Regions from separate parts of the Homo sapiens genome. Here region 2 is linked to region 1. Evidence: chromatin loops called from intact Hi-C (ENCODE). Cell type or tissue: ascending aorta. All regions are shown on one strand. Links, peaks and the distances in the headings refer to the core of each region. The heading gives the core; the rest is flanking DNA. Region 1 holds the start of OS9 (OS9 endoplasmic reticulum lectin). Region 2 holds the start of DTX3 (deltex E3 ubiquitin ligase 3).

Region 1 (14,675 bases), core at 6,342-11,341:
AGAAAATACTTACAAATCATAGATCTGATAAGGGATTAATATTCAGAATTTATTACATAAAGAACTCTCACAACTCACCAACAAAAACCAACTCAATTCAAAAATGGGCAGAGGATTTGAATAGACATTTCTCCAAAAAAGATATACAAATGGTCACCAAGCATATGAAAAGATGTTCAACATCATTAATCACTAGGTAAATGCAAATCAAAAACCACTATGAGATACTACTTCACACCCATTAAGATGGCTATTACTGAAAAAAAAGAAAAAGAAAACAAAGGAAAATAAGTGATGGAGGTAGTGTGGAGAAACTGGAACCCTGTGCACTGCTACTAGGAATGTAAAATGATGCAACTGCTATGGAAAACAGTTTGGCAGTTCCTCAAAAAACTAAACCTAGAATTACCATAAGGCACATTCTACTCCTAGGTACAGACCCAAAAGAATTGAAAACAGGACTCAAACAGATACTTGTACACCAATGTTCATCGCAGCATTATTCACAGTAACCAAAAGATGAAAACCTATTTGTCCATCCATTGATAAATAGGTAAACAAAATGTATATACAGACAATGGAACATGATTAAGCCATAAAAAGAAATAAAATTCTGATATATGCTACAACATGGATGAACCTTGAAAACACCATGCTAAGTGAAATAAGCCAGACACAAAAGGACAAATCTTGTATGATTTCACTCATGTGAAGTACCTAGAACAGGAAACTCATACAGACAGAAAGTAGAACAGAGTCTGGGAGAGGGAGAAATAGGAGTTATTTTTGTTTGGGATGATGAAAAAAGTTTTGGAAATAGTAGTGATGGTGATAGAACACTGAATGTTTCCACTGAATTGTACACTTAAAGACTGTTAGAATGATAACTTTTAGGTTATATATTTTTTCAATCATTAAAAAAATTGAGGGCCAGGCATGGTGGCTCACACCTGTAATCCCAGCACTTTGGGAGGCCAAGGTGGACGGATCACAATGTAAGGAGTTCAAGACCAGCCTGGCCAACATGGTGAAACCCCGTCTCCACTAAAAATACAAAAATTAGCTGGGCATGGTGGCAGGCGCCTGTAGTCCCAGCTACTCAGGAGGCTGAGGCAGGACAATCGCTTGATCCTGGGAGGCGGAGGTTGCAGTGAGCCAAGATCACGCCATTGCACTCCAGCCTGGGCAACAAGAGTGAAACTCTATCTCAAAAAACAAAACAAAACAAAACAAACAAAAAATTGAATTCACCAATAACATACACTCCTGTAACCCAGTGATTCTACTTTCTAGGTATTTCCCTGGAGAAATTCTTGTACACTCACAATAAGACCTACATTGCAGCACTGTGTATAAGGGCATTAGAGTTGAAACCCAACTGTTTATCAACAGAGGAATGGGTAAGTAAGCAATGAAACACAATACAGACATTAAAATCACTCAACCAGGCCAGGCACGGTGGCTCACACCTGTAATCCCAGCACTTTGGGAGGCCAAGGTGGGTGGATCACTTGAGGTCAGGAGTTCAAGACCAGCCTGGCCAACATGGTGAAACCCCTTCCCTACTAAAAATATAAAAATTAACTGGGCGTGGTGGTGGGCACCTATAGTCCCAGCTACTCAGGAGGCTGAGGCAGCAGAATCGCTTGAACCCAGGAGGCCGAGGTTGCAGTGAGCCTAGATTGCACTACTGTATTCCAGCCTGGGTGACAGAGCGAGACTCTGTCTCAAAAAAAAAAAAAAAAAAAAAAAAAAAAAAATCACTCAACCAGAGTTCCATGTCATGCCATTGAATGGCAAACACACTGATCAGTGAAAAAAACAAGTTGATACTCCTGATGTATAATTTTAAAACACAAAACACTATCTATTGTCTGTAATATATATATCAGTAATAAAAATACAAAACAAACATAGTGAGGGTTGTGGTTGTTTCTGGCGGGAGGGAGAGTGACTAAATATGAAGGTGGGCTTTAGCTATTAGCACAAGCATTTTATTCCTTTTTTTAAACCAGAGATCTGAAACAAATCAGGCAAAACATTAACATCTGTTTAACTTGGCAGTGAATTTATGGGTCTCTATGACATTTTTTTTTGTATAATTGTATGTTTTATAACTTAAAAAAATCTTTGATATCTCTAGAATCTTACTTTATAAGAATTGAGTTGGTCTACTACCCTAGACCTTCCTTTAGAGGCAAATTGCTCTCCCAGGGTTCTGCATCCCAGCCCTGTCCGCATTTTTTTCTCACTTTTTCTACTGTACCTTGATCTCCCTCTCCTCCTTTCCGCTAACATCCACCCAACAGCCTTCAACATGTTCTAGTCTGTTGCATCTTAAAACACACACCAATAAATAGGAATTTATTTAATTCCATATAGCTAACCAGTTGTTCCCTAGCCCCACAGAGACTGCACTTTAAACAACATGCACGCTGTTCCTATTGAGGAGGCATCAGGCCAGCAACACATCACAGTGCCTGCCCTGGAGTAGGGGCTTTACCTGATCACCTAGGCAAGTGGCATAAGAACTGAAAACTAGAAGCAACCAGACAGGAATGGCCTCAACTTTCTGCCACCAAAACCTCCAGACTCACTAGCAAATACACCATTCCAGTTACGACCCTAGACCTTCCTTTTGAGGCAAATTGCTCTCCCAGGGTTCTGCATCCCATCCCTGTCCACATTCTTTTCACATTCTCTCTACTGTACCTTGACTTCCCTCTCCTCCTCTCCACTAACATTCACCCAAGTCTTCAACATGTTCTAGTCTGTTCCATCTTAAAACACACACCAACCACAGAATGCCCCCTCTCTCAACCCCCCAGCACCTCTCACTAATGCTTACCTTTTATCTCCCTTTCATATCCAAACTTCTTCAAAGATTTCCAGTTTCTTTTTCTTTTTTTCTTTTCTTTTTTTTCTTTTTTGAGACAGTCTCACTCTGTCACCCAGGCTGGAGTGCAATGGTGCGATATCAGCTCACTGCGACCTCCGCCTCCCGGGTTCAAGCAATTCTCCTGCCTCAGCCTCCCGAGTAGCTGGGATTACAGGCGCCCACCACCACACCCGGCTAATTTTGTATTTTTAGTAGACATGGGGTTTCACCATATTGGCCAGGCTGTTCTTGAACTCCTGACCTCAAGTGATTTGCCTGCCTTGGCCTCCCAAAGTGCTGGGATTATAGGCATGAGCCACCGCGCCCAGCAGAGTTCCACTTTTTCACCACTTTTCTCAACACCTCATCTTCACAACTCTGCTCAAATTGCCCCAGCAAAGATCACCAATGATCTCTATCATTAAGTCCAACCAAAGGACTGGTCAGGGGTGCCTGGAAGTAGAGAATTTATACTTTCCATCTGGCTCTCTTCTCTACTGTCTGAATTTTTTATTTCCATGTACATGTTTTGCCTTTATTAAAATAATAATGACTATGATTGCCTATAAGCAGTTTTTAATCCTCCTCTTCCTTGAAGGTTCAGGCACAGCCAACACCATGGACCAATTTCCCCTTCAAATGTGTCCTTCCTCGTTTCCATGTCACCATAGCCTCCTCTCTGGCCCTTTCTTCTGGCAAAACCCTCTTCTTCCCATGCTCTTAGTGATGGCTTCCTTGAAGTTCCATCCCACTTTTCTCATTAGATACTGTTTTCTTTGGGGGATTTCATCCATACCTTGGCTTCAGTTATGGCTGATACAAGGACAACTCCCCACCTCTGGGTTCAATTCAGATCTCTCTGCTGAACTCCAGACCCAGAGATCCACAGCCCCCTTGGAAATCTCTACTTGAATGCCTAGCAGCCACTAAAATCATATTCAAAGCCAAACTCACCATTTTCCTTCACCATACCTACTCCTCTTCTCATTATACCTATCTCAGGAACACGAATCACCCTCTATCTAACTGCACAAGCCAAAAGCCTGGAAATCATTCTTGACTCCTTCTTACTCTGTTGATTTTACCCCCTAAATCTGTCTCTAAATATTCACATTTCTTCATCCCCAGGCCACTTTTATTTCACACCTGGATTACCACAGCTGCCTAAGTGAGCTCTCAATCTTTGCTATACTCCAGCTAGAGTGGGCCTTCAATTCCAAACCTGAATATGTCATCATTCTGCTTCAAATACCTCATTGCCTCCCCTAACCATTGTCTCTTGGATTGTCTAAATTCCTCATCATAGCTACAGAGCCCTTCATGACCTGTCCCCTACCAACCACCCAGACTCATCTCCTACACTCCTCTTCCCATGATTATCCCCTCAGTCCCTGTGAGTATCTGTCAGTTCCTGGGATAGGCCATTGCCTCTTGTCTCCAGGCCTTTTGCACTTAGCGCACCTTCCATTTGGAATGCCCTCTCATTCCCCCCACCATCCTCTCCATCTGCTAGTCTAACTCCTCATCCTCCAATGTCAGTTCAAAGGTCACTTTTCCCAAGAGGCCTCCTTTTCACCCTGGACTCTGTCCCGACTGTGTGCTCCCCTGCGGGCTGCACTTCACTGCTCATGGCATTTATCCTGCTTGTTGTGGCTGTTCATTTAACATATCTCCTGAGAGCAGGACTAGGTCTCATCCACCTTTTTGTTCCTAGTTTCTATTAGTGCTTGGCACAGGGCATATGTTCACCAGATATGAGGAAGCTATGCAGTCTTGACCTCAGTTCTTGGCCTACTGAAGATACAAACACCCAAACGAATAACTAGAATACAATGAAGTGCTATAACGGATTATATACGTGTGTGGATGCTTGTATTATTAAGTGGTGAAGGAACACAACTAACTAATTTTCTGGGTTAATCAAGAAAGGTGATATTAGAACTGGCTTGTCAGTCATTTCATTCATTCAATGAATAATTTCTAGGTACCTATTTGAGTGAAGCACTGTTCCAGGAGCTGTGGATACATAAGAAAACAAGATAGACATCATCCCTGCCTTCCCAGAGCTTATCTTAGTGAGGGAAGACAGAATTAAACAAATACAATAATTTCAAGTAATGATACATGCTTTGAAGAATGCAAAACACTGTGGATGCTTACCAGGACAGGAGCAATAGGGTGTGTGTGTGTGTGTGTGTGTGTGTGTGTGTGTGTGTGTGTATGTGTGTGTGTGTGTTTGCTTATGTTAGGTTCCGTGTGTGTGTGTGTGTGTGTGTGTGTGTTTGCTTATGTTAGGTTCCCTGGGAGTTGTCACTTGAATATAACCTGAATGAGGGGATGGGGCCAATCATTTAAAGATCTGCAGGAGACTGCACCAGGCAGAGGGAACAATGAGACCCACTGGTTCGAAGGACAGAAAAAGGCCAGTGTGGCAGAAATACAATGAGTACTTATATCTCTATCCCAGACCTTGTCCCTGAATTCCAGAACCACAGAGCCAACTGTCAACTGGACATCACCACTAGGATGTCTAAAGGCACCTCAACCTTCAATATCCAAAACCAACCTAATTTCCTCCCCTAAACCTGTTCCTTCACACTTCAGTAAATTACAATTCCATCATTCCAGTTGCTCAAGCCAAAAATCTTGAAGTAATCCATGATTCTATCCCACATCCAAACCATCAACAAATCTCATTGGCTCTACCTTCAAAATATATCCAGAATCCAACTACTTCCCATCACCTCCACTGCCACCACCCTGGTCTGTGCTGAAACATTTGGCTCTTAGCCTTTGTGCAAGGCAGAAACATTGAAGGTTTTTCAGGACTGAACAGAGAAGTGATGCAGACTTACAGGTGTGTTGGAGCCAACTGGTAAGTTTTGGAGAATGTTGCAAGACAGTTGACATCATTTGACTTGCGCATCATGGGAGTATTTATACCACAGGCATTGGCAAACATTACAGATCAGGGCTTCCCTCCCACACCCATAGAGATCTGGGGGTCCAACACTTACCAGCACACAACTGCAGGTACAAATCTGCATTATGGAAAGATAACTCTGGCAGGTGTCATGTAATTCTTTACAGGTGTGTATATTTGTGAATACATGAGAATCACCCAAGGAACTTTTTGCATTCTATATTTGCCTGCCTCCACTCAGCTAAGGACCACTAGATGAGAAGCACTTGTAAAGAAGCTGTTTGCAGGGATGCAGGCGAGAGTGAAGGTACCGACCACAAGAAAGCATAGGAGAGTTTTGAGAGATATCTAGTGCTGGGATTACAGGCGTGAGCCACCGTGCCCGGCCTGGAAATAATGTGGGTTTTTTTTTTTCTTTTCTTTTTTGAGACAGAGTCTCACTCTGTCACCCAGGTTGGAGCACAGTGGCACGACCTCGGCTCACTGCAACGTCCGCCTCCCAGGTTCAAGCAATTCTCCTGTCTCAGCCTCCCGAGTAGCTGGGCCTATAGGCACCCGCTACCACGCCCGGCTAATTTTTGTATTTTTAGTAGAGATGGGGTTTCACCATATTGGTCAGGCTGGTCTTGAACTCCTGACCTCAGGTGATCTGCCCGCCTCGGCCTCCCAAAGTGCTGGGATTACAGGCATAAGCCACTGCGCCCGGCTGGAAATATGTTTTAAACTTTGGATTTAGGGTCTGGGAGGGGACCCCCCCCGCCCCCGCCCCGACTATAAGATGCAACCCTCTTCCCTTAGAATCTGAACTGTCCCTGTGGGAGTGTCAACTTCCCTCTCTCAAGACTCACCCGAACCTCGGCCTCCCGGGGCCTCCCATTAAGGTCGCACTTGGACCCATTGCCATAGGTCTGGCTGTGGTAGCGTTTAAGACGATGCTGCTTGGAGGCCTGGAGAAGACATGAGGCAGGAATGGGGGACATGAGAAAGATAGCAAAGAGGAAGGATGGCACTGCGTCCCCAAAGAGACAAAAGAATGGCCTGTGCCCCCAGGCCCCAGGAAACTTTGTCCTAATGGCCACCAAGCCCCAAGAAACAGATCAGCTAATCTTGACCCTCCCCTTCTTGTCAGGGCTCTCAGCCGGTGGCCAGAACCCTTTCTTCCTGAATCCCACACTCTTGCCACCTTGGCTGTTTCATCATCCCAGTCGAAGGCTGATTGGTAGTAGCCGAGATAGAGGACTTCACCTTTGATCTCTGAATCTGCAAGGGAAGCCACAGTGAAGCACTGTTACTCTTAAGAGGAGGAGGAGGAGGAGGGAACTGGGGAACTTCCATGATATGACACTAAGGGCTTAAGGAAAATATAGGAGTGAGTTACCTTCCATGTGGTATTGCTGGATGTGGCGTCCATAACAGAATTCATATGTCCACCAGTCCTTTGTCTGACAATTAAAAAATAAACAATCAGGGGGATGGAGTGCAGACATCTTTTCTTGGAACCAGAGTCTCCTGGCTCCAAGACACATAACCTCTCATCTACTTACACACTCAATTCTCTTCCCTTCACTTCCACTCTCAATTCTCCAGACTTTCAGTAAGGAGGGAGGGCTGCTTTCCTTCTGTGACTTGGAGAGATATCTCTAAAGTCTGTTTTCCACTTGTGGTCTTTCCATTCCTCCCTTTTAAAAGATTTTTTAAATCCTTATTTGCCCTCCATAAAGATAAGAAATTATGGTATCCCTGAAGCAATTATATTAGGGAAACATAGAAGAACCCAAAATTAAATATTAATTGAACTTCTTGAACATTCCTGGCACTGTTCTGGCCACTGGGAATACAACTGTGAACAAGATTAATTCTTTGACCTCATGGAGTTTACACTCTAATGCGGGGAATCAGACCGAAAATAAACAAACTGATTCAGTAAATATGATTTCAGATCATGAAAAGTGCTACGATGAAAATAAAACAGGATACTGGAGCAGAGTGATAGGGCAGGGGGTGACTTTAGCAAGTAGGCTTAAGGAAGTACTCCTCCTACCCCACGCAGACCCTCAATCTTGCTTTAGCCCTTTTCTGAGATCTTCTATCCTAACCTGCTCCTACGTTCAGCAAAGTGTCATCAGTGGTTGCAGGATTCTTTGCTTCTTTCCTGTCCGTGTAATCTGTCTACTCCTCCAGTGGTCTTCTTAACCACTACAGGTCCCCTAGATCCTGCCTCATTCAGTGGACTCCAGTTCTTGGATGAACTGCTAGTTTCCAAGCCCTCATTCTATCTAACCCAGTCCCTTTCACCTTCAGCAAGCAGGGAGCATCTCTCATTGGGCTCAACAACTCAGGGATCCCAGGCCCTTGGTAAGCAGGTGTTTCCTCCTCCCTTTCACGCTGGAAGTGAATAGCTCCAGCTGGCAGGCGACACTCATAGCGCTGTTTGTACTTAGAGGAGACAATCACCACGTCCGAAGATTGGCTCTGGGAAAGAAGGGAGGGTCGGGGGGCAAGGAAGCAAAGAAAGGCTGGGATCAGGGAGAACAACGAAATCCCTCTTCAAACCCTGGGGAAGAGATCAGTCGAAGACAGAATAAGCCATAAGCCCTCCAGCTGTATTTAGTGGGTGAGAGGAGAGGGCGCTCCCATTTCTCCACGGGGGCGGAGTCCGGGTGTTTCGATCATAAACTGAGACCTGAAGGTTGACAGCGGGAAGCCCCACCTCTCCCAATTCCTGGCCCCCAGAGAATTGGTCTCAGTCTGCGACCCCCAGGGGTCACCGTAAAAGCAATACCTACTCTTCCCGATTCCCCGTAGGCTCCAGCCCCAGACTCCGGAGCTGCCCTTCTTCCTCTATCTCTTACCCGCTTCCTCTTCTGCCCAGACCCTCGCCCCTTATACGCCTCTCACCTGCCCTCCCATGACAGGCAACGGCAGGATCTCGATCCCATAACGCATCTCACTCAGCTCCTCCAGGTTCAGGCTCCCGACACCGCCGGTCAGACTTGCGGGTAACAGGAGTCCCAGAAGCAGCAGTCCTAACAAACTGGACAGCAGCGTTTCCGCCGCCATCTTTCGTTCCCCTTCTTATGCAGAGAATCTGTTTCCGCCCTAAGCCAGGCAGCGGCCTCAACACGCCCATCGGCGCCACATGATTTTATTGGCTGTACGTTCTATCCCTCCCACGTACCCTATTCCTATTTGTAAACGTGGCTCCAAGGTCCTGGGGAGGTGGATCACGACGATTAGAAATATCAATCGCTGTCCGTGATTGGTCAGAGACCAGCCAATCATCGACAAGATCAAACCCCTCCTCGTTCCCCAATTTCAGAGGCGTGGTCTATGCGCTTGGTCCTTTTAAGTTTGCCCTCTGTCTTCGCCCAGCTGTCATGCGCATCTCATTGCTTTTTCAGACGTCTCTTGCATTATATCCTGCCCACCGCCGGGCGGAGTATTGAGGCAGATAGGTAGCGTGCGCAGTGCCGGTGAAAGTTATTAAATGCTTGTTGCAAAACAAACAATTATTATACGGACGCTTACCTCTTTTCATATATACATATTGCTTTGAGGCAATCAGAAAATTTGTGTCAAAACCTTCCTATACGATCCTGCAGTTGACCTCCAGTAAAATGACCTCCAGTAAAAATCCTAGAGAAATAATGCGGGCAGCCAGACGTGGTGGCACGCACCTGTGGTATCAGCTACTCCGGAGGCTGAGGCAGGAGGATCTCCTGAGCCCAGGAGTTCAAGTGCAGCCTGCGCAACACAGCGAAACCCCGTCTCAAATAAGTACGTACATACATACATACATACATACATACATACATACATACATACATGCATACATGGGCTTCCAGTTAAGGTGAAATTATGTATTACTCTCCAGGCCGTAAGAAAGGGAAAGGAGACAACAACAGCAACATTTTGGAAGCTGGAAATCAAACAGAAGAATGTTAACTGGTTTAGCAAACTTGAGAATATTTATTACGAAACAAAGGTAAACAAGAGGCTGATTATACCTTTGGAAAACCCTCTCTGGGGAATCTCACCAGCCAAAACGAAAAATCCCAAAGATACCCTTATCAGAGTTCTCTTAATGATATAGATAACTAGAATGAATTCCACATGTAACACTTTGGCCTACGTGCCCCAGCCCTCATTCCACTTTCCAATCAGCTTTTTAGTGTTCTTACTCTTCAAAATAAATAGCCAGAGATCATTAGACATTTAAGGAAGGACTTTAATATACAAGTAAGAAACAAACAAGAAGGGAAAAGCAAATGAGAGGAAACATAAATTGCAAGGGAGGGGAAAAAACACTAAAAATAAAAAATTTAAAAATAGGCCGGGCACGGTGGCTTACGCCTGTAATCCCAAAACTGTGGGAGTCCGAGACGGGCGGATCACTTGAGGTCAGGAGCTCAAGACCAGCCTGGCTAACGTGGTGAAACCCCGTATCTACTAAAAATACGAAAATTAGCTGGGCATGGTGGCACGCGCCTATAGTTCCAGCTACTCAGGAGGCTGAGGCAGAAGAATTGATTGAACCTGGGAGGCGGAAGTTGCAGTGAGCTGAGATTGCGGCACTGCATTCCAGCCTGGGCCACAGAGCTAGACTCCGTCTGAAACAACAAAGCATTTAAAAATAATCCATCATCAGACTTCTCAAAGAGATATTATAGAGCATTCATAAAATAACAACAGGAAACTACTTGAGAGTAACTACTATTCGGATAAGCAAAAAGAGCTCTTGGAAACTAAAACCATGTTACAGAAATAAAAATTCTATAAAAAGGCTGGGGGATAAAGTTGAAGAAGATCAAATTTGTTCTGCTTTAGGAGAAAACATAAAAATAAAGGATCAGTCCAGAAGGTCTGGACTAAATAAGAGTTCTAAATTAGAGTTCCAGAAAGAGAACAGAGAATCAGAAGAGATCATCAAAAAAACTATTTAAAAGGACTATCCCAAACTGAAGAACAGTCTCCAAATTGAACAGGCACCCTAAGTATCCAGAACAACAAATCAAACCCACACCAAGACACATCATTATAGAATCTCAGAGTACTGGACACAGAGAAAAAAATTCTAAAAGCTTCCAGAGAGAAAGAACAAGTTGCATATACAGACAAAAAAAATCAGAACATGTGACTTCATGTTGTTGCTTTGTTAATACATTTTTTAAAAATCAGTATAACATTAGGATTAAGAATCAGAACACCATTGCTACCCAAAGCAATCTATAGATTCAATGCAATCCCTATCAAAATACCAATGACATTCTTAACAGAAATAGAAAAAACAACCCTAAGAGACCTAGAATGGAACCACAAAAGACCTAGAATAGCCAAAGCTATCCTGAGCAAAAAGAACAAAACTGGAGGAATCACATTACCTGACTTCAAATTATACTGCAGAGCTATAATAATCAAAACAGCATGGTACTGGCATAAAAACAGACACAGACCAATGGAATGGAATCCAGAATCCAGAAACAAATCCATATATCTGTATTGAACTCATTTTTGACAAAGGTGCCAAGAACAGACACTGGGGGAAAGACAGTTTCTTCAATAAATGATACAGGGAAAACTGGATATCCCTATGCAGAAGAATAAAACTTGACCCCTATCTCTTACCATATATAAAAATCAAATCAAAATGGCTTAAAGACTTAAATCTGGCTGGGCGCAATGGCTCATGCCTGTAATCCCAGCACTTTGGGAGGCCGAGGTGGGTGGATCACGAGGTCAGGAGATTGAGACCATCCTGGCTAACACGGTGAAACCCTGTCGCTACTAAAAATACAAAACATTAGCCAGGTGTGGTGGCAGGCACCTGTAGTCCCAGCTATCCGGGAGGCTGAGGCAGGAGAATGGCATGAACCTGGGAGGCCGAGCTTGCAGTGAGCCGAGATCGCGCCACTGCACTCCAGCCTGGGTGACAGAGCGAGACTCTGTCTCAAAAAAAAAAAAAAAAAAAAAAAAAAAAAAAAGACTTAAATCTATGACCTGAAACTATTAAACTACTACAAGAAAACATTGAGGAGCCTCTCCAGGACATTGGCCTGGGCAAAATTTCTTGAGATACCCCACAAGCACAGGTAACCAAAGCAAAAATGGACAAACAGGATCACATCAAGTTAAAAAGCTTCTGCACAGCAAAGAAAACAACAAAGTGAAGAGACAAGCCACAGAATGGGAGAAAATATTTGCAAACTACTTGTCTGACAAGGGAGTAATAACCAGAATATATAAGGAGCACAAACAAAAGAAAAAAAAATCTAATAATCTGATTTAAAAATGGGCAAAAGATCTGAATAGACATTTCTCAAAAGAAGACATACAAATGGCAAACAAGTGTATGAAAAGGTACTCAACATAATTGATCATCAGAGAAATGCAAATCAAAACTACAATGAGATATCATCTTACCCCAGTTTAAATGGCTTTTATCCAAAAGACAGGCAATAACAAATGTTGGAGAGGATGTGGAGAAAATGGAACCCTCGTACACTGTTGGTGTGAATGTAAATTAGTACAACCACTATGGAGAACAGTTTGGAATTTCTTCAAAAAACTAAAAATAGAGCTACCATACAATCCAGCAATCCCACTGATGGGTATATACCCAAAAGAAAGGAAATCAGTATATCGAAATGATATCTGTACTCCCATTTTTGTTGCAGCACCATTCACAATAGCTAAAATTTGGAAGCAAACTAAGTGTCCATCAACAGATGGATTTAAAAAAATGTAGTACGTATACACATAGGAGTACTTACTATTCAGCCATGAAAAAGAATGAGATCCTGTAACTCGCAACAACGTGGATGAAACTGGAGGTCATTATGTCATATGAAATAAGCCAGGCACAGAAAGACAAACTTAGCATGTTCTCACTTATTTGTGAGAGCTAAAAACCAAAGCAGTTGAACTCACGGAGATAGAGAGTAGAAGGATGGTTACCAAAGGCTGGGAAGAGTAGTGTGGGGTTGAGGAGAAGTGGGGATGGCTAATGGGTATAAAACATAGAAATAATGAAAAAGACCTAGTATGTGATAGCATAACAGGGTGACTATAGTCAATAATAATTTAATTGTACATTTTAAAATAACTAAAAGGGTATAATCGGATTGTTTGTAACACAAAGGATAAATTCTTGAGGGGATGGATACTCCATTTTTCATGATGTGATTATTACTTATTGCATGTCTGTATCAGAGTATCTCATGTACCCCATAAATATATACATATATACACCACTGTGTGCCCACACAAAAATAAAATTTTTAATTGTATTTAATTGATTCCTTATCAGAACAGCATTGGGCTTACAAACTCATCAACATTGGGAGGAATGAGTGTGGTGGCTCACTCCTCTAATCCCAGCACTTTGGGAGGCCAAGATGGGAGGATCACTTGAGCCCAAGAGTTTGAGACCAGCCAGGGCAACATAGGGAGACTGCATCTTTACAAAAAAAAATTTAAAAAAAATAGTAGGGCATGGTAGCGAGTGCCTGTGATCCCAGCTTCTTGGGAGGCTGAGGTGGGAGTATTGCTTGAGCCCAGGAGGTCAAGGCTGCAGTCAGCCATGATCACGCCACTGCACACCAGCCTGGGTGACAGAGTGAGACCCTGTCTCTTAAAAAAGAAAAAATACATTGGGAGCTAGAAAATAATATAAAATATCTTCAAATTTTTTAGGGAAATTATTTCCAACCTATAATTCTATGTTCCACCAAACTATAATGTTTTTTGATTCAACATTATTTTTGTATAAATTTGTGGAATGCAAGTGCAATTTTGTTAGATGCATAGATTGTGCAGTGGTGAAGTCAGGGCTTTTAGGGTATCCATTACCCAAACAATATGCATTGTACCCATTAAGTAATTTCTCATCATCCAGCCCCCTCAAACTCCATCATCCTTCTGAGTCTCCATTGTCTATTATTCCACACTCTATGTCCATGTGTACACATTGTTTAGCTCCCACTTATAAGTGAGAACATGCAACATTTGTCTTTCTGTTTCTGACTTGTTTCACTTAAGATAATGGTCTCCCATTCCATCCATGTTTATGCAAAAGACAGATTTCATTCTTTTTTATGGCTGAATAGTATTTCATTGTATATATAGACCACATTTTCTTTAACCAGTCGTCCATTGATATACACTTAGGTTGATTCCATATCTTTGCTATTGTGAATAGTATTGCAGTAAACGTACAAATGCCAGTATCTTTTTGATGTAGTAATTTCTTTTCCTTGGGTAGATACCCAGTAATGGGATTGTGGAATCAAGTGGTAGTTTTATTTTTTAGTTCTTTGAGAAATCTCCATACTGTTTTCCATAGAAGTTGTACTAATTTACATTCCCACCAACAGTGTTTAAGTGTTCTCTTTTCTTCATGTCCTCACCAACATCTGTTATTTTTTGACTTTTCAGTAATAGCCATTCTGACTGTTGTAAGACGGTGTCTCATTGTGGTTTTAATTTGCATTTCTCTGATGATTAGTGATGTTGAGCATTTTTTCATATGTTTCTTGGCCATTTGTATGTATTTTTGGAAAAAAATGTCTATTCATATCCTTTGCTCACTTTTAATGGGGTTATCTGAGATTTTTGTCGAATTTTAGTTCCTTTTATATTCTGATATTAGACCCTTGTTGGATGTGTATTTTGCAAATAGTTTCTCCCATTCTGCACGTTGTCTGTTCATTCTGTTGACTATTTCTTTTACTAGTCAGAAGCTTTGTAGTTTAATTAAGTCCCACTTGCCTATTTTTGTTTTTTGTTGCCTGTGCTTTTGAGGTCTTAGTTATGAATTATTTTGCTAAGCCAATGTCCAGAAGAGTTTTCCCTAGGTTTTTGGCTGGTATTTTTATA
Region 2 (14,675 bases), core at 840-5,839, 83 kb after region 1:
TATCCATCCCAGCTCTATTGTAATACTTGAGAAAATCCTAAGACAGAGAGAAGAAATGCTCAGGGAGGTCACGAGGACACCCTTAGAAGCTCTCACATCCTCCCCTGAGGACACCAGTGAGGGCCCTCAGGAAGTCTGGGGGAGCCCTAAGAACCCTGGGGAGATGAATGAGGAAACAGCTGTGCCAGCCAGCTGTGCCCCCAGGAAAAAGGGGGTCCTGACCTTGAGCAGCAGCTGGTATTTCATGATCCGCTGCACAGGTTTGATGAGGAGGTCGTTCAGCTGCAGGCGGTGCCCCAGCTGCTGCCGGAGCTCCTGGGGACAGGGACAGGGTGGTTATGCAGCCTGGAAAGCCCCAGTTCTGTCCTCCTTCCCACCAAGACATCTCAGCTACTGACCTCAAAGTAGCTGTCCCCAAACTCTGACACCACATGCTCTGACTTGGGCTTATTCTGACAGTACACCACATACATATGCAGCCGGCGCTCCTAACAGGGGTAATGTTTAAGAGAGAGCAGGGTGGGCAAGGAGGGAGGACGCATCTCCAGAGAATCCCAGCCCATTCCTAAGCCCCGCCCCAGGCCCTGCCCCCTCAAGCCTCACGTGTTTGATGAATAGCTGAGCCAGCCAATCAGGATCTTTCAGACACCGTTGTAGCTCTTGCAAGAAATAGCTGGAGGGGTTGGTAGAGAAGCAGCAGGTCAAATACATTTCACAACCCCCACCTCGCCCACTCCCAGCAGTTTCGAGCTGTCTGCCCTGGTAGTGTGCCCTACAAAACTTCTCCAAACATTCCTTAAGTCGCAATGGGCTGATGTTAGGATACAGGACAACCAGATGAGGGCCCCTCTCCAGCACCTAGCTGTCAGAGTTCCACCACTCACTCTCGGTGCCACTCATAGATTTGCTGGATATTCCCAAACACAATCCTGTCACGGCCTCGAAGACTCTCGGGGACCCCCTGAGCAGCCATGGTGGCCATATAACCCTGTGGGAAAGTTGAGGTTGGGTCATGAGCATGTGGTGGCCCTCTCCCCACCTTAATGGTGCTCCTGTACACAAATCCAGGGTGTGTTCCACCTCCCCCTCCCTGGTGGGAGCCGCCCTGCCCCCAGAGTAGGAAGGTCCAGGAGTGGGGAGGCTTGAGAGGTGGGACAGAGGAGCGCCCAGGCACCTCCTGAAAATAGCCCTGGGCAGATGGAAAAGCAGGCAGGAGGGGCTGGGAAGGGGTAAAGGGAGCTACCTCCACAATCTGCCCCAAGTCGTCCACGTACATTTTCTCTGTTTCTACCAGTTCACTCAGGACATACCTAGGATGAAAGCAGGAGGAGGCCCCCACTTCAGCGTCGGAGCTCATCCTTGGTTCAGCCCGTTCCTCCCTCCTCCCCTTTATCATCATAGCCAACCTTGGAGGAAATTCCATCTAAAATGTGAGGGACAGTCTTCTGGAAGTTGTGCAACTGCAGGGAAGGGCTGTGGACACTTACATACTCCTTTCCAGAGCCTTCTTCTTCTGTTCCTCCTCACTCTCAGGGGCTTGGGACAAAGTCTCCTCTTCAGGTGGCTGGAAGGAAAGAACATCCTAGGGTGAGCAAACGAATGCCCCTTGAGTGAAAGGAGCCTCCCCAGAGCCTGTCCTCACACCTGCGTCTTATCTCCAGGGCCCTCCAACAGTGTGGTCAGCAAGGTCAGTTCCGGCAGCTCCTCTCCTGTGGCTAGAGCTGGCTCCAACATCCAGTTCTGGGGGCCAGAAATCAAGTGTCAGAGGTCGGGGACAGTAGCTGGGTGGCCCCAACTTGCCCTCTCTGCCAGTGTCCTTCATAGATGTCCCACATGCTTTGGTGCCGTTCCCTGCTCACCTCATATGGTCCTGCCTGACCACTGTCTGCCTCAGTTTCCACACTGAGACAATGTTTGGAATGATCCAACCATCTCCTCAGGCCACTGACGGGCCCTGGGGGGCCTGGGGAACAGGGGCCAGAGCTGAGGCCAGAGCTGGGGCCAGAGGGGGCAGCCAGACCGGAGGCAGCAGAAGCCGATATACTCCCCTCACTGCCCGCAATGGAATAGGATTCTAATGGGAGGAAAAAGAGAGGAGGTGATAGACCTTGCCCCAGCTCCAGACTCAGGGTCCCCAGGGAACTCCCAGGGTCTTCTCTTCATGATGCTCAGCCTCTCTCTCCAAGGGCTCACTCTCTTGCCATCCTCATTTGAGTTGGCCAGGATAGAAAATTTCACCAGGGCACCCCTGGGAGAAAGCACAGTAAGGTAAACGCCTGGCTCTCCAGGCCTGGAACCCCCAGTTACATGTGGAGGTTCCCCATATCCTGAGCATAGCATAGATATGGGGGTGGGGGCAGCCATCTGGGCAGACATTGGAAGCTGGGGGTGGCCATCTGCTCTCCTACAACCCTCCCTCTTTCAATGGGTACAGACCATTCTCTGGGAAGAGGGGAGGATGAGCTGGGTCCATCTGCCACTCCCAGTCCCCTCCTCCACCAATTGCAGTAATCACTATAAAAAGAAAAGACTTCTGCAGCCCACCTCCCCAACACATGCGTAGACCCAATAGAGGAGGCCAGTGAGGAGGGTCCATCAGGGTTATCGTTGGCCTGTGCTCAGCGACAGAGAGCTGTGATTCCTTATAAAGCCCCTTGTAGAACCACCTCATTCTCATTCCTCCATTCTCCTGTCCCTCTTCAGAAGTAGATTCTTAGCAAAAGGTTTGAGGAAAATAATCGGTTCTAGGCCTAAGGGGATTGTGGGTGGGTTTTTCTCAAACCCATTTGACAAAGGGAAAGAGATGAGTTCCCTGCCCCTTCCCCTATTTCCTTAACTTGAACTAACAGAAATTTGGAGGCAGAAGGGACCTTAGGGATCACTTAAGAAACCACTTTCCTGGAAAACACATACAGTCTCCAACCCTAAATCCCAAGGGCCAGGGCAAACAGATGCCCTGAACCCCCAGCCCGCCCCCCACTCAACACTGGACCCTCTCGACCTGGCACTCACCACGTCCCCCCCGGGCGAAGCAGCAGCCGCATTTTGCCAGCACTTTTCGGATCACACGGGGACAGGCACAGCGACCCCCTTTGTGCCCCCCCCGCATGGCGCCCGGGCCCCCCCGCGCCCCCCACCCGGGCCGGCCATGCAGGGGGAATCACGGGGGGCGGGGCGGGGACGGCGCCGGGCGCACACCCCCCCTCCCTCCTACCCCGGTCCAGGCTGTGGGAGGGGGGGAGGGAGGGGACCGGGAGGAGGTGTCCAGGGGTAGGCGGAAGTCTAGTCTTGAGGAGGGCTGGGGGCTCTAGAGAGAGAGAGGCGCGGGGCCCGGCCGCCGGGCTGGGCGGGGAGGGTTTCCGGAACCCTGTCGGTGCGGGGGCCTAGGGTCCAGATGTCCAGTGGAAGGGGGAGGGATGGTAGGGGAGGCTGGGCCGGGATGCGGCAGCCGCTCCAGCTGTCTCCGGCCTCTGGTTAGGGGTGGCTCTAGGCCCGGGCCGGGGAGGAGGCGAGGGCCGACCCCCGAGCCACTGGCGCTGTGCGGGTCCCAGCGGAGCGGAGAGCTGAATAACAGGCCTGGCCGCGGGGCCGCCACGAGGCGGGGCCTCTGCGGCCCAGCTCCGCCCTCTCCATCGCGTTCCCCCTCCTGCCTGCGCCGGGTTCCCGCCCCGATCGCCCCTCCCCCAGACACCACCACGTTCCCACTCCACGTCCCCAGCGCTTTTTCCCCTCCCCAGCCCGTGCTCCCCTGCCCCGGGGTCCCCCTCCCTCTCGCATCCCGGGCTCTGCGGAGCGCTGGGGTCGGGGTTCAGCCTGTCTGCAGGGTCTGCCCAGGTCTCCCCTTGGCCTCTGCGATGAAGGAGGACTCAGTGGATGGGGCCTTGGCCTGTGCGAAGATGTTCTGGGTTTGGGGCTGTCCCCGGCCGAGTGGACAGAGGCCCCCTGGTACGGGGTGCGTGTATGGGGAGTCTTTTGTGGGTGAACACAACCCAGATGCCGCCCTCTCTCAGGACCCTTCTTTCCTCCAGGCCCCGGGACTCCAGCTAAGACTAATCGCCAATTAAGGCGAAGTCCTGGAGCCCGGGCTGGCGAGGGGCCAGGGGTGGGGCGCGGGGACACTCTGCCTGCGAGGGCTCGGGATCGACTGGGATGGGGGACACACATTGGACTCGAAGGCAAGAAGAGTGGAGGTCTCTGCGATTAAATGGGTCTCATGCAAATTAGATGCGAACTTTATGCTAATAAGAATAGAATATTTTTGAATTCGCCACTTGGCGCAGGATAGCAAACTGTGCCCCACCCCACCCCCAGCTTCTTACCGGGCTGCAGAGCCCCGGCGAGGACCTCATGTTCGCGATCCCTTCTGTGATCTCCCTCCGTACGTTCAGACTCTGGCTCGGTACCCACCAACCCTAGAGGGCTTCTCCTTGGGGGCTGCGGGGACAGAACCACTGTAAGGAACCTGCCCTCCTAGGCAGCCCTGACCTCCCCCTTCCCCTTCTCCTACCTGTCAAAACCCACATTGTTATAAAAGGCTCGCCCAGAACGGGGCTATGGCCCTCGTAATAGAATTCATGTATTCCTGCGACTGCCCCGCAGAACTCGTTTTCGGATAAGTTGAGTTGTGGGTGCAGCCCTCCTGAAGGCCCCGAAAGACCCCCGACCCCACCGCGAGCCCCCATTCTTACCCCCTCCTGCCCAGGGAGGGCGCATGCGCGCAGCATGCCCCCCATGACCCCCAGTATCCGGTCAGTGCGGCCAGGGGCGGGGCGGTCCGGGGGCTTCATACTGAACCCCCACCCTGCTCCAAGTTTCAGGGTCGAGGGGGCACTGAAGCTGGGGGGCTTTGAGGCCTGCGCGCGTCCGGGGAGTTGCTGCTGCGGAATCCGCCCCCTGCCCGGCTCCGCCCCCACTCCCACCCCAGCCAAACTTCGCAGAGTGGCTAGGGTTGTTTTCTCTACAACCATAGTTGAACAACAAAAAAACACCCTCTTAATACTAATTCCAACATCGAAGTGACCCAGGGTTTCTCAGTGTTACTACAGAGCCCGCTGGTGCATCCCGTTTCCCCAGGTCCTCAGGAGGCAGAGGGACTGGGAGTGCACGCAGGGATCACCCCATCATCCCCTCTCCCCTTTCCAGCAGGTCCCTCTCCCCACCCCACCCCCACCCAGTCCCTGGAAAAGAACGGGTGTGGCATAAAGAGTTGCATATTTTACTTTATTTTTATTAAATTAAAAGCTACAGTCTGGCAGCGATTCCAGAACAGGGTAAGGAGGTTCCTCACAGGGGTCAGAGAAGAGCGGAGAAAGACAGACTGACGGAGACTGAGACACAGGAGAGAAAGGACAAGGTTAAGGGAGAACTGTATCTGATGAACACACACAGCCGGCTCCATGGCGGGTGACGGGGAGCTCACATCAGCCCAATTTCTCCTCCCCGGCACCCGAAGTTCAGCGGTGGAGCAGTATGTGGGGGCGGTTAGGAATCAAGAGACCCTCCCTTCCCCACCCTAGGTCCTTTCTCGGCTTGGTCGTGGAGCACAGCACATACCAGAAAAAGCCAAGGGCAATGGAGGGGCAGGGAAACCGGGAGTATATGTACACGGGGAGGGGAGAACAGAGCCTTGGAGGTCGGCCTCTGCCAGAAGGGAGTGGCTCACACTGCATTGAAACACTTGGCCAGTGGGGGATGGGGGAAGGGATTGCCCCCTCCCTCTCGGAACTCCCTTCCCAGTCAGACAGGTCCCCTACAGGTGTGGTGTGGGGGGCAGGGGGCAGAGAGGAGAAAGAGGCTTCTGCTGGGTCCTAGTAGAGGCAGACAGCAGGGGCCTTGGCAAAGGCGATGTCCTTCAGTCATCTGTGATACCCTTCGCTCTCAGCTCCTCTTGCACCCGGGTCAGGTAGGTGGGGTCTGGGTACCCAAACCTGGGAGCAAAGAGAAATGAGGGTGAGGGTTGTTAGCTGTTTGAACTTGCTATTATCCCCATGCTCACCCTCATTCTAGGTGGCTCAGACACCTCCCCACCTCCCCTAAGGGAGGACACCTCCAAATCCAAGATAATTTAGCCCAGTTCTGCTTATTTTTGTAGGCTAAGCTGGGCACACCAGGACCAGGTTGAATGTAGGAGAAACTGAGATGGCTGAACAGTTTGGAAGTGGTTCTCTCCAGTTAGGAGGCTCCGTGAGCGAGGGGTTGGTGGGTCCCTCAGTGGAAATGGAACAAAGGGGAGGAGCCAAGGGAAAGGAAATGAAGAGGGGTCGCACAGCTGGGGTCCCCCTGTGCAGCTGGTCTTGTGGTGGATGTCGTTCCAGGTGATGACATTCGGTCTCCCTGTGGTCATGGACGTGCCGATAGTGAAGGTGAGACGCTGGTCAAACGCCTTGCGGAACAGGGTCAGCACCTTGTTGCCCTCAGGGCAGTCCGGGAGGTAGGCCACCCGTGTGGTGCCAGGATACCGAACTCCTGGGTTTGGGTGTTCAGCCTGGGAGGAAGGTGAAGCAGAGTGGGCAGTGAGCAGCCAGGCATCCTAAGGCCCAGATGCCAGAGGAGGGTCATCCAGGCTAGTCTCTGTCTGAGCACCCCCAGCTAATGCGAACGGGGCAGCAACAGGCTGACAGCTTTCCACAGAAGGAGAGATTATACGGCCTCGGCAGCAAGAGCCTGTTTCAGAGCATAATCCTTATGTGTTAAGAGATTTTTTCTGCTGTCTCAATCCCTCAAGTCTCCATTCAGCAACAAATGGATTCTCAGAAGTGATGGAAGTTAGCTGGTCCCTACACTCCAGACAACTCAGCAAAAATGTGAAGACAGAATAATCTATCTTTCAGCCTTCCCTTCACCTGAAAATACTCCTAATGTTTCTGCCACTGTCTAACTTGTTCCATTTTCCATCACTCTTCTGTGCAGCTTCTTCACCCCTCTGCAGCCAGAATTGCACATTACTCTTTGTCCAGCAGGAAGACACCTATAGGCCTTGACTACTCCTGTTTTTACAGAGTGATGCTCCTGGCTCTGTTGGGTTGGTCAGATCCCTTCCTATTGTGCCTCCCTTCCCCTAAGCCACCACCTCCACAGAATTTACCTCTGCCAAGATGTCAGCACAGTATTTGTGTTCATCAAGGAAATAATATGCAATTCCTTCCTCTCATATCTGATTTGCTTTTTTTTTTCCTAGCTCATATCTGATTTTCACGTGTGCCTTGGGATCACAGGGATGGAAAGGCTGGGCCTCACGGGGACCTCCTAGGTCCAGGGCACTGAGTAGGAGGGCACAGTGGAAGACAGCAAGACTGTCTCACATCTAACAAGCACACTCACCCTCACCCGGTTTTCCTAGGTCAGAGCTTGGGGAAAGCCAAAGGGTAAGGGCAGGCCATGGTCTTCTTACCCCCTGGACACCGGGCGGGAAGACGTACTGGATGACAATGGTGCCGTACTTCTCATAGCTGGGCAGTAGGAGGGTGGCGTCCTTAGAGACCAGCATCCGCCCATTCTGGGGCTGGTTGCCCACCAGCTGCCCATAGAAGCGGCCGCACATGGGGCAGGCCTTTTTCACCTGCAGAGCCCGGGTGATGCAGCCCTCGCAGAATGAATGCCGGCACTTCTCCAATGTCTTGGCATTCTGGATCTCCCCCAGACAGATGGGGCAGGTGCTCTCCTGCTCTTCTGCCTCCTCCCGAAGGCGAGGAGGAAGAGGTGGGGGCAGGGGGGGAGGAGGAGGGGGGAGCCCCCGAGCTCCTGGGGGCAGAAGTGGGGCTGCTCGGAGAGGGGGTGGGCCTGCGCGGTGCATCTCAGGGTGCTCCCCTCCACCCCCCAGAGCCAGGCAGCCCATCAGCTCCCCCTGCCTCTGAGCTTTCTTCAGCTCTTTCTCTGCCTCTTTTAGCAGCCCCTTGAGAGCCTTCCGGGCTAGGTAGAGCCCATTTGGAGGGGCCGGGGGAGGACCCTGTGGGGAAAGCTGGAGAACATAGATGTCAGAAGTCTCGCCATCTATGAGGATGGACACACGGTGCTCCTCCCGAAGCCGGGCCAGCCGGGCTGGGGTCTCTTTGCTCAGGAAGTCCCACACGGGCTTGGACACAGTCACTTTGTTCTTGCAGGTGCCTCCACAGGCTGCCATTCTGGACAGGACGAACGACACTGCCCCCAGGGTGAAAGGGACTCAGGGTGGGGGGTCCCCATTTGACAAGTATCAGTGCCTCCTACTTCAGGTTCCTTCCAAACCCTCTATTACCTCTGTTTTCTCAAAGCCTAATCCCCAACCCTTCACCCAAATTCATATTCTGTCTCCCCTTATCTTCCAAACCCAAAACCCACTGAAGAGCAAAAAAGTTTCCAGAGCTATATTATCATCTAAGCCAAGTATCAGTCTTGTTTCTCCTGTCATTTCTCCCAGATCATAGAAACAACTTGCCCCTCCCACCTCTTGGGGAAAAATGGGCTGTTTAAAGGGGAGGGAGACTCTTTGCCCCTCCTTTTTGCTTACTTTGATCCTGAAGAGCTTAGAATTGGCATGCAGGCTCACTCTTCTTTCCCTGCTCCCTACTTGTAGGTCGTGTGACCTGGTAGGGCGGAAAAATGGAAGGAAAGTGAGAAACCCCTTCTCCCAATTCCCATGGCCCCCAACCCAGCAGCCCATGGAACAGAGACAGAAACCTGGGTATAGGTTACTAAGAATGGCATTACTTGGAACATGGAATGAAGGAAACCAGTTTAAGGGTGAAAATTGAGGATCCCTTGCGGGGGAGATACCTGGAAAGCCCATGGAAGATGATGGCAGCAGAAATCCTTCTATTTCCACTCAGCTGACCAGGACTGGGAGTGGGGGAAGGGTAAAAAGTTATGATGGCAAATGTTACCATTCCCCTCAGCCAACCCAGAAATAAAAACTCCCCTTCCATCTCCTCTCTTCTCTGCAGAATTCCATTATCAGCTTCTCCCCAAGTTGCTCAAGAAGGAACTTCAACATGCTAACCTTCCTCCTTTCTTCCCCAGCTCTGAGGCCCCCAAGAAAGCCTAGGGCACACATAAGAGAAGTCAGGAAAGAAAACGCCCACACAGGTGGAGGTCTTCTTGCCACCTCCCTCAGATCACATGGACCGGAATATTTCCTATGCTCCCCAACTCCTCGCCTGCTCCACATTGCCAAATAATTCAGCCCCTATTGCCAGGGAGCCTTCCTTGAGAGCTAACTCAGTCCCTTCTGCTGAAGTCTGTTAAGGATGTGAACAAAGTGGCAGCAGCCCCTGCAATAACAAAGTTCTCATTGTCACCTTTTAAACCCAGCACAGGCAGTGCTGTCTGTCAGCTCCCAAGTCTGGCATTTAGGGAGGGGCGGGGCTCACACAAGGGCTCAGCTGGAGGGGCCTGATGTTTTCCCTGAGTCTGGTCGCATTGGGCTACGGGGCTGTCTCCACAACACTTCCAAATGCAGCTCAAACAGAAAGAAGGGCCATTAGTGTGACCTCCATTTATTGACTGATCCAAGAAGGAGCAGCTGTCCCTTCATGCCTCCATCATCGTCCCCCAAGGCCAGATGCACCTCGAGATTCATAAGTGAAAATGGAACCCTAGAGTCTCAGCCCATACAGTCTATCCGCGATGCAACACTTCTCTCCCCATCACGGGGGACCCAGGACCTAGGTGTCCTAGGTCCAAGTCCTGCTGGCACAGAAAAGGGAGGCGGGGCCCCAGTTTAGGGTGGGTCTGTGATTCCTCTGTGGCAACCCAGGCCGGACAAGGAACCAGTCTCTCCCTCCAGACAGAGGCCAGAGGGAGGCACAGCCCGGATGGGCAAGGGTCCCTGGGGGCATCCACTGAAGCAGCTCCCGCCCTCCCCCCACGGCCTCCTCCAAGACCCGACCCGGAACCAACTCCCCACATCCCTCAGTAGCCAAAGCCCCCGGATCCCCACCGCCGGGTGGGGGTGCATGTCGGCCCGATCGCAGCCCTCAGAACCCCCGAATGGAGGCCAAGGCTGGAGGGTGCTAGAAAGATGATCGGCCGGGCACGGAGCGGGGAGCCCGGAGCCGCGCGCGGGGAGGGGAGGTGGAGGAGGGGGCGCCGGGGGAGCGGGGGGCGCGTGAGGGGTGCGAGCGGGGCCCGGGGGGCGCGCGGTGGGTGTGGGGGGCGCCGGGCTCACCTACCTCTCGTCAGCGCCGCCATTGCCGGTCACATGACTGAGGCTGTTGCTGGGATGACGGTCCGGGCCTTAGCAACAAGGAGGGGGAGACCCCGAAAGGTGGGGGATTGCAGGGGGTGCAGGCTGAGGAAAAGGGAAGGAGGGAGGACAGCACCCCCTTTCCCCTCACAGGTGATAATCACCGTTCCTTTGACCCCCTTCTATCCGCAAGCCCCTGCCCTTCCTCCCCAAAACAAAAATGGAGGCGCTGTCCCAGTCTTTGGAGGGAGGGGGTGGCGTCATGGAACTGAGGGTAGGAGGTTAAATCCCTGGAGACGCCACCCTACTCGCTCCCCGCTCCCGGCGGAGCACTCTCCCTTTTCTTTCCCAGCCAGCTGCGTAGCAGCTCCCAGGAGCTGGTGGTGGATGGGTGGGTGAAGTGTTGGTGGGTATATGGGGATTCGGGGGGAGGGCGGCAATTTTTTGAATCCTTATGGTAGAAGGGCCTTTGAGGAACAATGTGGGATGGGAAGAGTCATAGTAAAAAGAAAAGCATTGGCTCTAAAAAATAAACAAATCCGGGTACTAAACTATTTCAATCCCCTCCCTCATCTCCTGCCTCTTTCTAGATTGTTACCTCCTATGACCCCCACAACCTGCTCTCAGATGATCATTGGTCAGTGCCTCTGATTTTTCTTTCCACAAACAGGGATATGGAGGCTGGTGCAGAATGGGAAGCGAATACATTTTTTAAAAAGTGGCTCGAGGTGGTGGTGGTGTCAAGTGTATGGTTCAAATAGAGTTAAAAACTCTCAAAGAAGAAAAAAAAAAAGCTCTGCTCTGCTTCCCACATCAAGCAGTCTCCGCCCAATCCAACTCACTTCCCTGGGGCCACATCAAGCCAGGTTTTTCCACCAGCCAAAAGACTTCCTCAGCCAAGACAGGCAGGAATCTCCCAAACTGGCAACAACCTCTATTCATCCACCCCTTTTTCACTCCCCCCTCTAGACTGGAGGGCTAGTCACTTTCTTCACTTTCCCAGGACCCTGCTGTACTCTTCCTTCCCTCCAGGAAGAGGACAGCTTTCCCAGGAAGCCTGGGGGAATACTAGATTCCTTTTCTTTTAGCTGGTGGGCTGAGAGGCCTACTCACCTTTACAAAGATGGAGTGTTAGCAAGCCCAGAACTCTGGGAAGAGGAAGGGTCCCATCACCCTACTCTTCCCTGGCCCTCACTACCGCTGACCTCCCACAAGGTTAAAGACTAAGTTTTCCATTCCCGTGCACACCCTTCACAGCCTTTTTAAAAAAGTTCACAGCCATCTGTCTAGAAACCCACATCCTTAGTTAGGGGCCCAACACCTTGAACACCAGAATTCTTCAGCTGGTCTCTGCACCCTTAAACACAGGCTCCCTGAGAGAAGTGAAATTTAAAAAAAAAAAAAAAAAGGCATTTCTGTACAGAAATTTGGATTGAATAATTTATTCCCTGTATTATTATAGTAACAGGAGCAAATACATAAATTTTTATTAATAAAACAAAAAAGATGAAAAACAGAAGCAACAAATGAAGACATCCATACTGCCCATAACACATCAGCCATATGATCAGAAAACCCATTTCTAAAGAGCAATGGTTGCTGGTGTCACAGAGTTTTATTGCATTCATCGGGGGAAAGGGAGATGGTTGGAATGAAAAAGATCCATCAGTCTTCTGACAGGAAGATGTTATATGGGGGCTCCAACCCCTAACTGGGTACTCCTCTTGCTACCACCTTTGGAGCAGAAGATGAAGGGGAGAGGGAGCTTCTCCCTATGGCCTCATGGCTTCTTGTGAGACAGATCAGTCCAGCCAGATACAGAGCAAAGCAGCTTTGCATCACCACAGGCCAGTTGCTGATGCCCAGCTTTATGTCTAAAAAAAAAAAAAGTGGAAGCCTCAAGGGGGATGGAGGATAGCAAGAAGAATGGGTGCCTTGGCCCCAGAGGCATTGTAGGGAGAGGAAGACAATGTATCTCATCAGGGTTCTCAACATTATGAGATTATCACACATCAACTATCTTTGGAGGGGCTGAGTGATTGAGTTATGGCTCTGACTCCTCTCTGGGGGTGGAGAGTGAAGATGACAAAGAAGGCCATCTGTCCCCTAGGAGACACAGTTGCAGTATAAGACAGGACAGAAGAGAACAGAAAAACAAATCCAACTGGAAAAAGGGGTGGGAGAAGGAAGTGTGCTAGGTACACACATCCAGGGAGTAGGGGAAGTTCCCACACTTGAGGCCTCCATCCTCTTGAAATGACCAGAATTGATCCAAGTAGAGATATTCCTTTCTTCTGGAAATAAACCTTGGGGATGGCTAGGCAGGATGAAAGGAAACTTTACATGGAGAATGAATCCTACACCCTGGCCCATCATTCCAGCCTCCAAAACTGGCCACACACCCACTGAAGGGTTCCAGTCCCAGGAGAGGTGTGAGGTTCTGGTGAAGAGCAGCAATAGTCAAACATCTTCCCCCAGGCTTGAATGCTTTTGGCCATCTCTGGGTTGCTGTGCCCAGATGTAGAGATGGGTGGAGATGGAATTGAGGTAAGGGAAGAGATTACTCAATCTATGACAGAGACCCAATCCAATTCTCTGCATAATCATGAGTCCTCTTAGGTCCCACCTCTGTGAGGTGCCAGGCTGCTGACCCACTCTCTACCCCACCTGTGTAGGAATGGCCATATTCCATCGTGTGTGTGCATGCCTGCACCCACATCTGTAGTATCTTGAGTGTCATCCATCCTAGGGCCCACCAGGAGGGAAGCATGCCATAGTGAGTTTTATAAAGTTATCAGCAAAATTCAGACACTTTTAGTTCATCCCACACAGCAAAGTGCATCCAGAGTAGTTGCTTGAGCCAGGTCCATCTGTCCAGTCAGGTCCTGAAGAAGGCAAACAACCCCCTTCCCCTAGCTCCTATATCATAGAAACAACAGGAGATATTACAAAGATCAAGGCACTTGGGAGAGAGTCAACAATAACATTCTAATACTACAAGCAGACTTCTCATGGGGAGGAAGAGAGGGAAGAAAAATGGGCAAAGAGGAAAAAGGACAATGTATTTCTGAGGGTCAGAAAGAGCCTACTCGACAGGATGGAGTTATCTGGATGGAAGGAGCCTGCAGCCTGAATTTAGCAAAGGAAGAAGAGAACTGGTGGCTAGAATATCCCCACAATTCCCCCAAGTGTCTCAGAACCCCACCACCTTGAACATCAGAGAGAACCAGGCAGTCTCTTAGGCAAAGATGTTGGTAATAAAATCCAGGAATCGCTTAGCATACTGCTCCGGATGGACAGTAGAGATCTCTGCCCCAGCCTGTGAGAGGAGATACGGAACAATATGTCAGGCCACCCTAGCACCCGTCCCCATCACCCCCACCCAATCTACCCCAGACCACCTCCATTCTTTTGCCACCCCATTGCTCTGGCACAAGAGACTCTATTCCCAAAGAATAGTCAAGACAGGAAAGGAAAGGCTTTTGCGAACTCTCACCCCATGCTTGACAGTTTTGGCTGCATGAGCTGCTTTCTTCTTAGCATCATACTGTGTAAGGATATCAATGAGGCCCATGAAGTAGACCTCCTTCTGGGGGGCTCCTGGGAGAGAGACCAACAATTCAGAGTAGGTTTAGTTCCAATTCCCTTTCTCCAGGAAGCAGTCAGTTTTGTTCTGAAAAGCTAATCAGGCTCTCCCCCAGCACTCTGGTCTCTGTCCTCCAGGAAAAATCCCCTCTCCACCCTTAAATTGTCCCGGTTCTCTCACCTTCAGCACTCCGGATGGCATAGACATCAATGAAGGACTCAAACTCTCCTGGGCCCAGGGGCCGATGGGAATGGATGTAGCCTCCGATACCCTCTGGGGAGGTGCCATAGGAGCCCACCAGAGCAGGAGGTCCAGTCAGGCTGCAGTCCCCATCCACCTCTGACTCATCCTCCCGCACGGGCGCTTCCTCCTCTGGTTCAGAGCCCCGAATGATGTCGTGGATGCCTAGCAGAAGGCTGTAGTCCATGATCTTCAGCTGCACTAGAAACTGAGACCCACTGACAAATCAGACACCTCTCTCTCACTCTTCACTGCTAGGTATCACCCCTGTACCTGTACCTTTGAATTTCTGGGGCCCTTCTGGGGAAAGGAAGTATAAAAATTGAGGTTGCAGGGCATACCACTGCCTTTAGTGCCTATATGTCCTAGTATCTAAGATCATCCTTTTAGCTTATTCCAGCCACCCCTTCCACGGGTCAGCTCCAGGGGTTTTTCATGTCTCATACTAAACCCCCATATAGGCAGAGGACCTGAAGAATAAAGGGAAGGGGAGGAGCTCCCTCATACCGTGAATGAAAGAGACAACTACCCTCTAGGGAGCAAAAAAAGGAAAGCCATTTCCCAGAGCACCCAATCATCACCTCCACATCTCTCTTCAGCTTCTCCAGAAATATTTTCTTCTCCTCTTCACCAATATATACTTTCTGGTTCTTGTTGAGAAAGTCCATATCCTTAAGGGTGGGCAATTCT

Evidence for each region. Peaks named below come from ENCODE experiments on the same cell type or tissue, not always from the same donor. Only the 100,000 strongest peaks of a DNase experiment are listed, where the experiment ranks them.
Region 2: a loop joins it to region 1, with 2.2 times the contacts of the local background. A loop is called at or near these places in 2 of 110 quality-filtered maps.

The regions. Positions count from the first base shown.
Region 1 is chr12:57,688,348-57,703,022 of GRCh38, reverse strand. It overlaps OS9 (OS9 endoplasmic reticulum lectin), which reads right to left and starts at 8,891. Exons shown (of 15, transcript NM_006812.4): 1 at 8,700-8,891; 2 at 8,097-8,273; 3 at 7,180-7,243; 4 at 6,985-7,061; 5 at 6,650-6,748. The coding sequence starts at 8,861. RefSeq lists enhancers at 8,651-8,700, 8,688-9,262. In ascending aorta, for the core only: a CTCF peak has its summit at 9,242; DNase peaks (open chromatin) are centred at 9,052 and 9,515; H3K4me3 peaks cover 2,132 bases; H3K27ac peaks cover 577 bases.
Region 2 is chr12:57,600,329-57,615,003 of GRCh38, reverse strand. It overlaps DTX3 (deltex E3 ubiquitin ligase 3), which reads right to left and starts at 10,180. Exons shown (of 7, transcript NM_178502.4): 1 at 10,146-10,180; 2 at 9,273-9,433; 3 at 8,752-8,814; 4 at 8,486-8,561; 5 at 7,391-8,139; 6 at 6,267-6,484; 7 at 5,202-5,927. The coding sequence starts at 8,486. The coding sequence ends at 5,852. ARHGEF25 (Rho guanine nucleotide exchange factor 25) reads right to left here and starts at 3,569. Exons shown (of 15, transcript NM_182947.4): 1 at 3,013-3,569; 2 at 1,860-2,074; 3 at 1,645-1,740; 4 at 1,488-1,564; 5 at 1,244-1,310; 6 at 885-988; 7 at 604-673; 8 at 399-488; 9 at 223-315; 10 at 1-37. The coding sequence starts at 3,109. It overlaps PIP4K2C (phosphatidylinositol-5-phosphate 4-kinase type 2 gamma), which reads right to left. Exons shown (of 10, transcript NM_024779.5): 7 at 14,567-14,675; 8 at 13,926-14,193; 9 at 13,656-13,759; 10 at 11,586-13,478. The coding sequence ends at 13,398. RefSeq lists a silencer at 3,157-3,676 and enhancers at 9,786-10,298, 10,299-10,810. In ascending aorta, for the core only: no CTCF peak of the experiment used is centred there; DNase peaks (open chromatin) are centred at 3,593 and 4,043; H3K4me3 peaks cover 4,013 bases; H3K27ac peaks cover 4,229 bases.